2 separate regions of the Homo sapiens genome follow, and region 1 is linked to region 2. Evidence: chromatin contacts called from ENCODE Hi-C or POLR2A ChIA-PET data. All regions are on one chromosome and are shown on one strand. The core of a region is the stretch at or near the end of the contact, and the rest is flanking DNA. Distances in the headings are between cores, read along the strand shown.

What was found. A loop is a pair of places that touch in the nucleus more often than their neighbours do. ChIA-PET counts read pairs that join two places held with the same protein, here RNA polymerase II (POLR2A).
Region 1: a loop to region 2 is called in a map of PC-9, with 21 times the contacts of the local background. The contact joins the enhancer-like site here to the promoter of CASP4 in region 2. A Hi-C loop is called at or near these places in 1 of 168 maps with a recorded cell type or tissue (PC-9). POLR2A ChIA-PET finds 5 or more read pairs at or near these places in 2 of 52 experiments (HCT116 and PC-9).

What each region holds. Positions count from the first base shown.
Region 1 is chr11:104,450,408-104,455,231 of GRCh38, forward strand. No RefSeq gene overlaps it. Among named protein-coding and RNA genes, the nearest start is that of LINC02552, 160 kb to the right of the region's middle. RefSeq lists an enhancer at 1,225-2,424. Within about 2 kb of position 1,589, at least 6 of the 41 ENCODE cell types and tissues checked have a DNase peak (open chromatin) inside an H3K27ac peak, as active enhancers do; they include HCT116 and PC-9, where a contact is called at or near this core.
Region 2 is chr11:104,967,133-104,971,981 of GRCh38, forward strand. It overlaps CASP4 (caspase 4), which reads right to left and starts at 1,442. Exons shown (of 9, transcript NM_001225.4): 1 at 1,387-1,442. The coding sequence starts at 1,393. It overlaps LOC124902813 (a long non-coding RNA gene), which reads left to right. Exons shown (of 2, transcript XR_007062986.1): 1 at 1-1,028; 2 at 1,153-1,448. RefSeq lists an enhancer at 1,242-2,441.

The sequences.
Region 1 (4,824 bases), core at 339-2,838, 520 kb before region 2:
TGGAATGAAATGATGCTGTGGTATGTTGACCTTGTATATCGGTGCTGACCCTCTTTTATACCTGCTTACCAATCACTCATTAACCTTTTGTCCTGTTCTTTTCAAATCCTATGTTGATAGCCTAATAATCATGAACAACTTGGTTGTGTTTAATTGCAATTTATCAGCTAATATTGATATCCATCTTGATAAATTGTGAGACGATAAAATACAATTACTTTGTATAGTCTGTGTTCAGATGTAACCAATGTAAAAGAGACCTGACTTAGCCTCTTTTTATGAAGACTTTTCTCTTTATAATATGGTATTGATAATAACAGACTAAATTTGTCTTCATGTATGCCCTTTAGAGAGATGGAGGGCAGGCTAACCTGGCAGGCAGGCCTGTCAATTCACCAGCACTATGTTGATTTCCAGGAGGTCTGCCCCCTTGGAAGGCCAAGTACAAACACCAGAGGGCCAAGAGCAGAATATTCTGTGTTTATTATATGTCAGGAATTATGCTTGGGGTATTATATTATTTTCTCAGTTAAGTCTTACAGTAGAATAGATGGCTAAATGCTATTATTTTGTTTTATCAATAGAGAAACTGAAACTCAGTAAGTCAAATAGTAATTCTTGAGTAAGATTCAGAGGAAAATTAAAATTTGGTCTAATCATAAAGTTTATGTTCTTAACTGTTAAGCTTTAGCCCCTGGGACAGAAAAACAGTTTGAAAACATATATGTATATGAACTTTACAGTGACTCCAGCTTTCTTAACCACAGAGAATTCACCCACCAACGGAAGAAGAAAGTTATGGAAGCTACTAGGTAATTTCCTTTAGGTAATAATATCCTTGTACCCTTCCCAAATGTGTCCCATTCTACCTTTCCTCTGCCCAGTCTATCTGACTATGATCCTTGGCAAGGCACTGGGAATCGGGCTCTCATTCTGTTCCTGGCCTTCTGGTGTTTGTACTTGGCTTTCCTGGAGTGTGGCTGCTGGCTACTGACAGGTTTGCCTCTAGTTCCGCCCCTTGGAAGTGAAGACAAGTGCTGTTGAATTGACAGACCCACTTGGCAGGTTAGCCTCCCTTCCATCTTTCTCAAGGGCATATCTGGAGACAAATTTAGTCTGTTACTATCAGCATGTTATGAAAAGAAAAGTCTTCATTAAAAAATGAGTTTAAGGCAGGTGTCTTTTACATTGGTTTGTGAATCTTGGCGTAAAAATTTGTCTCTGGACTCAACATCCTTAACCCTTTCCATAAAAATGTGTTTTCTCAAGATAAAATGAACTTTGCATTCTGTTCACTCTGGGATTCTATATTTTTAGCTTTCCTGTGATTTTACTCCCCATCTTTTTGTTGTTGGATGTTGTCTCCCTGGCTTCCATGCCTGGTTACAGACACTGACAAACTACTCTTGTTATCTGCAGACGGGTAAGTATTTTATAGTTCAAGAATGTGAATGGCTGAGTTAAATTCTTGAAATGTATCAAAATAAGAATAATCTCCCTTCATATGATATTATATAGAAATCACCTCTACAGATATGTTCTGGAGGAATATTTATTCTGGCTGTTTTCCAAAATCCTCTTGGGAAATTTCAGCTGGCTAGTGAGCACTGGACTGAGAGATGATGTCAAATCCTGCCTCTGCTATCTTCTAGTTATTTTACCTCCAAGTGAGTCACATCAGTTTTATTCTTTTTTTTTTTTTTTTTTTTTTTTTTTTAGCAGAGTCTCACTCTGTTGCTTAGGCTGGAGTACAGTGGCGTGATCTCAGCTCACTGCAACCTCTGCCTCCTGGATTCAAGCGATTCTCCTTCCTCAGCCTCCTGAGTAGCTGGGAGTACAGGCATATGCCACCACGCCCAGGTAATTTTTGTATTTTTAGTAGAGATGGGGTTTCACCATGTTGGCCAGGGTGGTCTTGAGCTCCTGACCTCAGGTGATTCACCTGCCTAGGCCTCCCAAAGTGCAGAGATTACAGGCATGAGCCACCACACCCAGCTGAGTCACATCAGTTTTCTATACTTTGTTTCCTCATTTGTAAAATTGGTAAATAATGAGTGGATTTTAACTCTCTTGATCCTGGGGTATAGTCTTGGGAAAAAATGGGTTTGTTCCAGAATATAAAAGCTTATTTATAACCCTGTGTCCTTTGGGGCTCAGGATCTCACCTTTCCTTTTCTTAAAGGCACTGATTCTCTACCTCTGGTGCTTAGTACCACATTGAGATTTTCTGTCCCCATGGAAACAATGAAATTGAAGCATTACTCATGTCCCAGAAAGTGGTGTGTGAAGACTTGTATGTCCAGAAGAACCACCAGCTTCCAAACTTGTGTTTGCTGGTGAACTATAGAAGAAAGGAATGTGGCTCACATTTTACTCCAGTTATGTAACTGCCTTTGTAGATTAAATTCATATTCAACATTACCTTTGGCCATTGACATAAAAGCTGCTGTAGCTCCACTATATCCTTCTTTGCTATATTCCTCCAAAAGAATGAAAAAGTTCATGTATGATAGGCTGACTATGACCACAGTGAGGGTGAAATGGAGACACAGGTATTGAGGCTGTTAATGTTTTCTCTCCTTTGTCTGGTCTTGTTTTTTTTTTTTTCCCAGTCTTCTACGCCTAGCATTCCAAATCCAGGGATTTAGTGATTTTTAGCAGTCCTTCTCCTGCTTAAAATTATTCTAACACACCTGATGCTATTTGTACCCAAATTCCTTATTTCCCTCCTTCCTGGATTACTTTCCTTATCAACTAGTTGTTGGAGGGAAAGTGAGAGATTAAATTCATTTCTTGTATATGTAAAGAGCTCAGAGCTTCTTATAAGTTGAACTTTGTATTGAAAAAAGGATTAACACATCACAAAAGAAAAAAGAAAAATACCAGTGATGGGGAATTTTCTGGTTTTATAAAATTCTAGATAGTTGAGATAGAAAAAACATATTTTAAAAAACAGAATAGTTTTTCTAGGGCCTCATAAATCACAGCACGGGAGTGTCTAGCTCCTTTACTTACCTTTATACCATACACTTTATGGTTATAATCTTTAAACATAAACACACAAAACCCTCTCTGTTTCATCCTTTTCTACTAAATGTCAATTGCTAGTTCCCTTGTTTAACTTCATATTTAGTTCAATACTTTTACTTTTGTCTTCACAGTATAAGTTTTATCTTTAACCCTGGGGATTTTAATAATAATCTATTGTTTTTGAAATGATTATGTTTTCAAGATTTAGTATTCTGGGAAACTTAATATTAAATCAAAGTTTGAACTGTTCACTCAATATTACTCTATGAATTTATATTAAAAAGCTCTTAATACTCAGGTATTAGGATAAACTTACACTGAACCCAAAGTAACTCAGTCTTTAAAAACTTTCAGTACACCCATTTCCCTTTTATTATTGATAAAGCTAACAATTATATCTTGATGATCTAGAACTATATAGATAACGTTTTTTAATAAATGCCGAGTTCTCATTTCCTGAATCACCTTCATTCTTTTGTGTTCACACTGGCAGAACTTGCTGTTTCTACCAGAAGAATCATTTTGATTGGGAATGCAGTTTTTAGTAGAGATGGGTCAGTGTGGCTATGACAACATGGTGCTATTAAAACTAATAGAAAAAGGACTCATGAGAACTCTATCTTTGTTCAGGTTATGATCACTTCCTTTCTCAGAACCATTGTTAGTAGTGAAACAGGAGACAGAAAATGGCCTCCAGAATGATTGTCTTCTGGTGGATTTAATGATATCGTATCACTTCTCAACGTGGCTCATCATTGTCCTCCCATATTCTAGTCAACATATAAAACCCATCATTCCATTCATTTGATTTATTTTTAATATCCCCCCAGCTTCTATTATGATCATATTTTTCTTTTCCTTGTCATGAGCTATTGGCCAAGAAGTGTGATGCAGATTAAGGGGTACCATCTTAGTCCATTTAGTGTTGCTGTATAGGAATACCTGAGGCTGGGTAATTAATAAAAAGAGGTTTATTTGGGTCATAGTTCTGCTGGTTGGAAGGCTGGGCATCTGGTGAAAGCCTCAGGCTGTTTCCTCTCATAGCAGAAGGTGAAAGAGACTCAGGGTGCTCAGAAATCACACATTGAAAAAGGAAGCAGAGAGAGTGAGAGGGGAAGTGCCAGGCTCTTTTTAACAACCAGCTCTCATGGTAACAGTAGAGTGAGAACTCACTTGCAGCCATCCCTCCCTCCCCCACCCCAGGCCTCTTTCCTCCAGGAAGGGCACTAATCTATTCTTGAGGTATCCATCCCCATGACCCACCCATCTCCTGTTAAGCTCCACCTGCAAAATAAGGGATCAAATTTCAACATAAGAGTTGGCGGGAACAAACATACAAATTATAGCAGGTACATTTATTCTGATCTTCAGTTTTAATCTATAGCATTCTTGAGTCATGTGACTTTAGGTGTCTTTTAAAAACTTTTATGAAATCACGATGAAATAAATACTATTATTTTCCTAGTTTCATAATAAAAATTGAGACTCTGAATGTTAAATAAAGTTGTTCAAACTCACAGCAACCTTAGGGGGCTTCTGACTCCAAAGTCCACGATCTTATCAATGAGAGTGTTTATGTGTGTGGTGGGGTGAGGGGCGCTGAGAAGGAAGAGGCAATGACTTGATTCTGTTTATCTAGAAAGAGGTAACAGCAAGTCTTTGGCATTGGAGGCCAAGCTTCAATCTCTAGCATTTACACAGCTGCTTTACCTCTTAAAAAGAACATTCACTTTCTGTCCCATGAAGGATGAATCTCCTGTCTCTAAGCAACTGAAGAGAGGGCGCCTAGAAGGG
Region 2 (4,849 bases), core at 192-2,691:
ATACAATTCCTCAAGAGTTTAAGGTAATAATAGCTGTCTACATTTGGTTGTTTATAATTATCAAACCACGACTTGTTTTTGACTAGTGGCTTTCAATTTACCCTATCTTTATCTAATGATCCCTTGATTCCAGAGCTTAAGTTAAATGTTGTGAAGTTAGACATAAACCCCGGAGAGAATTGTTCTATAGGGAGAATCAAAGGAGTAAAGAAACAACAACAAGGTAATATGAGTGAAGTAAATACAGTATTTTTTTATGAAGTTGAAATCATGCTTTACAAAGATTAATGGAAAAACTGGATACACATGTTTCAAAAGGTAGAAAAAATTGTCTGAAAGTTCAGATAGTAAAAAAGAGAAAAGGCAATAGGGAGCCACTGTATGTCCCTGAGCAAAGTTAATTACATTAATAGATCACTAGCAGATAAGCAGAGAGTGTTAACTAACTGGTCAACTTTCCTAATAGAACAAACCTATGTCAAGTCAGTTTCATAAGAATTATGTGACGATCTTCAAAGGTAATAAATGCCTGCAGGGTATTTAAGATTGAGCTATTCGCGGTGAGGAAGGGGGTAGTCATCTGACTTTTTTTATATGACTACAGATTGCTGCGATATGTTATAAGGTTTAGAATTCACTGATCTAGTCCAATTTCTTCCTTTTCCTGTGAGGAGAATGAAGCCAAAGAAGCGTTATGACCTGCTGGAATACTAGCTGCCTAAGTAACTCTATCCCTTAGGCTTTTTCAGCTTCTGTGTATAAGACAGGTGACCTAAAAGTTGTGTGCAGAATGGATTGGAGAGTTAAGTCCTGGAGGGAAGGATACCAGTTAAAAACAATAACAACGGCAAAACAAAACAACTGTGATATTAACCCATGAAATATTATATTAAAGTAGTCAGTATCAGGACCAACGAGAAAGAGGAAAAAATTGAATCACTTTAAACAGACCAAGAATGTAATTCACAATAAGAGATGTCGAAGAAGATAACAATTCAGAGGCTCTCAGATCTGATTCTGCGAAAAAGGTTTGTGATCTGGGCAATTAATTTGGAATCAAAAGAAAGATTTCAGAGTGCATTTCGAAACTTCTAGAATTGTCTCACACAAATAACTTCCTCTGGCTTTCTTTACCCTCCCTTTGATTACCAGAAGCTGAAAGAAAGGAATTAACTTCTTTCTGGCTCAAAGACATCTGGAAAACATATGACCTCCGTCAATATCTCTAACACCAGGTCCCATGATTCAAACTACACACAATCAGTAAGAAAAGGAATTCAACATGTGTGCTATCGGCTCACTTCCTTTCTTGTGTTTATTTCAGAGCAATAAATCAAGTGTTTTCTAAGTTCCTACTCCCAAACTCCTAGTCAGAAAAGGACTCACCTGCCATAGGGAACAGCCTCTGTCCTTTTTTACAGCGTTGGAAAGAGCCTCAGAGTCAAAAATGAAAGTAAACTATGTATTTCCTTATTGCAAAGGGCGGAAACGTGTAATTACAGATTGTGAAACTGCTGCTCAGAATTCCAGACTCATTATCAGGAAGTGCCTTGTCATCAGCAAATTGGCATCCAATTACTGGAATTTAGTTTCTGACTTGGGGGAAAAAAATGAAAATGACAAAATATTATCCTGTGGGTTGACACCTCAGCTTGTTTCTTTTCTTGTTTCCTGTGGCCACCCAAACTTCTTCTATCCATCTGTCTCTTCTCTTCCTGATCTCTCAGTTTTTCTTTCTCTGATTACAAAGAACGACAATGACTGAAGAAGTTTAATCTAACAACTCTTTTTCATTTCCTGATAAGAATTAACCCAATAGTTCATATTTCCAGCTTTTTGGGCAGGCACTGAGCTGCAGGAGTTTTTACATAGTCCAGCAGCTCCCGGAACTCTAGTGAGGCAGGAGTCCCGTCCACTCCCATGGAAAGGGGGCTGAAGCCAGGGAGCAAAATGGCCTTGCAGCAGGTCCATTCTCACAGAAGCCTGCAAGCTTAGATCCGCTGGATTAGAATCCCCACTAGCCAGCATAGCAGCCTGGAGTACGCCAGAGATGACCGAGTTCCCCAGGGGAGGGGCGACTGCCATTACTGCAGCTCTAGTCAGCGGTTTTTCCCTACCAGTGCTAGGGAGGCTGGGCAGATTGGACTGGGCAGCAGTCTTCACAGTGCAGCACAGCCGCTGTGGCAGATCATGGCCAGACTGCTTCTTTAGGTGGGACCGGGATCCATCCCTCCTCTCCCGGCAAGAAATGCTTGCAGGAATTTCAGCAACTCCACCTAGAGTTTACAGACAGAGCTCTCATTTCCCTGGTACAGAGCACCTGCGGAGAGGGGCAGCTGCGGTCTCAGGTTCAGCCAACTTAATCTTTCCTGCCTGCTGGCTCTGAAGAGTATCAGCGATCCAGACAAGGGGGATTCCCCCAGCCCAGTGCACCATCTCTGCTAAGGGATAGCCAGACTCTTTCCTTAAGTGAGTTCCTGATCCTGGGCCTCCTGACTGGGTTAGACCATTCAACAGGGGTTGCCAGACACCTCATACAGGAGAGTTCCAACAGGCGTCAGGTCAGTGATCCTCTGGGAAGAAGCTTCCGGAGGAAGGAGGAGGCAGCACTCTTTGCTGTTCTGCAGCCTCCATTGGTGATACATAGGTGAACAGTGTCTGGAGTAGATCCTCAGCACACTGCAGCAGACCTGCAGAGGAAGGGCCTGAATGTTGGAAGAAAAACAAAAAAAAATAAAACAACAATAACACAGCATCAACAAAAAAGACCCTACAAAAATCCCATCCAAAGGTCAACAGCTTTAAAGATTAAAGGTAGATAAATCCACAAAGATGACGAAAAACCAACGCAAAACCGCTGAAAATTCCAAAAGCTGGAATGCCTTTTCTCCTCAAATGATTTCAACACTTCTCCAGCAAGGGCACAAAACAGGGCTGAAGCTGAGATGGATGAACTGACAGAAGTAGGTATCAGAAAGTGTGTAATGACAAACTTTGCTGAGCTAAAGGATTATATTCTAACCCAAGGCAAAGAAGCTAAGAACCGTGATAAAAGATTACAGGAACTGTTAATTAGAATAACCAGTTTAGAGAGGAATACAAATGACATGATGGAGCTGAGAAACACAGCGTGAGAGCTTCATGATTCAAACACAAGTATCAATAGCCAAATCAACCAGGCAGAAGAAAGAGTATCAGAGCTTGAAGACTATCTTGCTAAAATAAGGCAGGTAGAAAAGATTACAGAAAAAAATAAAAAGCAATGAACAATACCTTCCAGAACTATGGGACTATGTAAAAAGACCAAACCTATGACTGATTGAAGTACCTGAAAGAGATGTGGAGAATGGAGCCAAGTCAAAAAACACACTTCAGGATATCATCCAGGAGAACATCCCCAACCTAGCAAGACAGGTCAACATTCAAATTCAGGAAATTCAGACAGTCCCAGTAAGATACTCCACAAGAAGATCAATCCCAAGACACATAATCGTCAGATTCTCCAAGGTTGAAATGAAAGGAAAAAATGTTAAGGGCAGCCAGAGAGAGAGGCCAGGTCACCTACAGAGGGAAGCCCATCAGACTAGCAGTGGAATTCTCAGCAGAAATCCTACAAGCCAGAAAAGACTGGAGACCAATATTCAACATTAATAAAGAAAATAATTTCCAACCCAGAATTTAATGTCTGGCCAAACTAAGCTTCATAAGTGAAGGAGAAATAAAATCCTTTTCAGACAAGCAAATGCTGAGGGATTTTGTCACCACCAGGCTTGCCTTGAAAGACATCCTGTAGGAAACAGTAGTCATGGAAAGGAAAATCTGTTAGCAGCCACTATAAAAACACACTAAAATACACAGGCCCATGACACTATGAAGCAACTACATTAACAAGTCTGCAAAATTAACCAGGCAACATCATGATGACAGAATCAAATTCACACATACCAATATTAACCTTAAAATAAATGGGCCAAATTCCCCAATTAAAAGACACACAATGGCAAGCTGGACAAAAAGACAGGACTCATCAGTGTGCTGTATTCAAGAGACACTGTTGGTGAGAATGTAAATTAGGTCAATGATTGTGGAAGAGTGTGTGGTGAGTCATTTAGAACAGAAATACCATTTGACCAAGAAATACCATTACTGGGTATACACCCAGAAGAATATAAATCATTCTATTATAAAGATACATTACATACATGCATATGTTCATTGCAGCACTATTCACAATAGCAAAGACATGAAATCAATCAAAATGCCCATCAATGGTAGGCTGGATAGAGAAAATGTGACACATATACACCATGGAATACAATGCAGCCATAAAAATGAATGAGATCATGTCCTTTGCAAGGACAAGAATGAAGCTGGAAGATGTTATCCGCAGCAGACTAATGCAGGAACAGAAAACCAAACACTGCATGTTCTCACTTATAAGTGGGAGCTGAACAATAAGAACACATGGACTCAGGGAAGGGAACAACACACATGGAGGCCAGATAAGAGGATGGGGGATGCGAGAGAGCATTAAGGAAAAGAGATAATGCATGCTTGGCTTAATAACTAGGTGATGGGTTGATCTGTGCAGCAAACCACCATGGCACACGTTTACCTATGTAACAAACTGCGCATCCTGCACATGTATTCCAGAACTTAAAAAAATATTAAAATAAAATGGCAGTATGAAGCTTAACATTGAAGGATTGCAAGAGGTCAGAAATTCGCCTTCACTTTTAATGAGTTTGGGATTAGAAAAGGCTCATGATTGCAACTGAATTTGTAGTTCTTCCAGTTCTTCAAAATCTTCACATCACTGAGTGACTGATTTAACCCCAAACTATTTCCC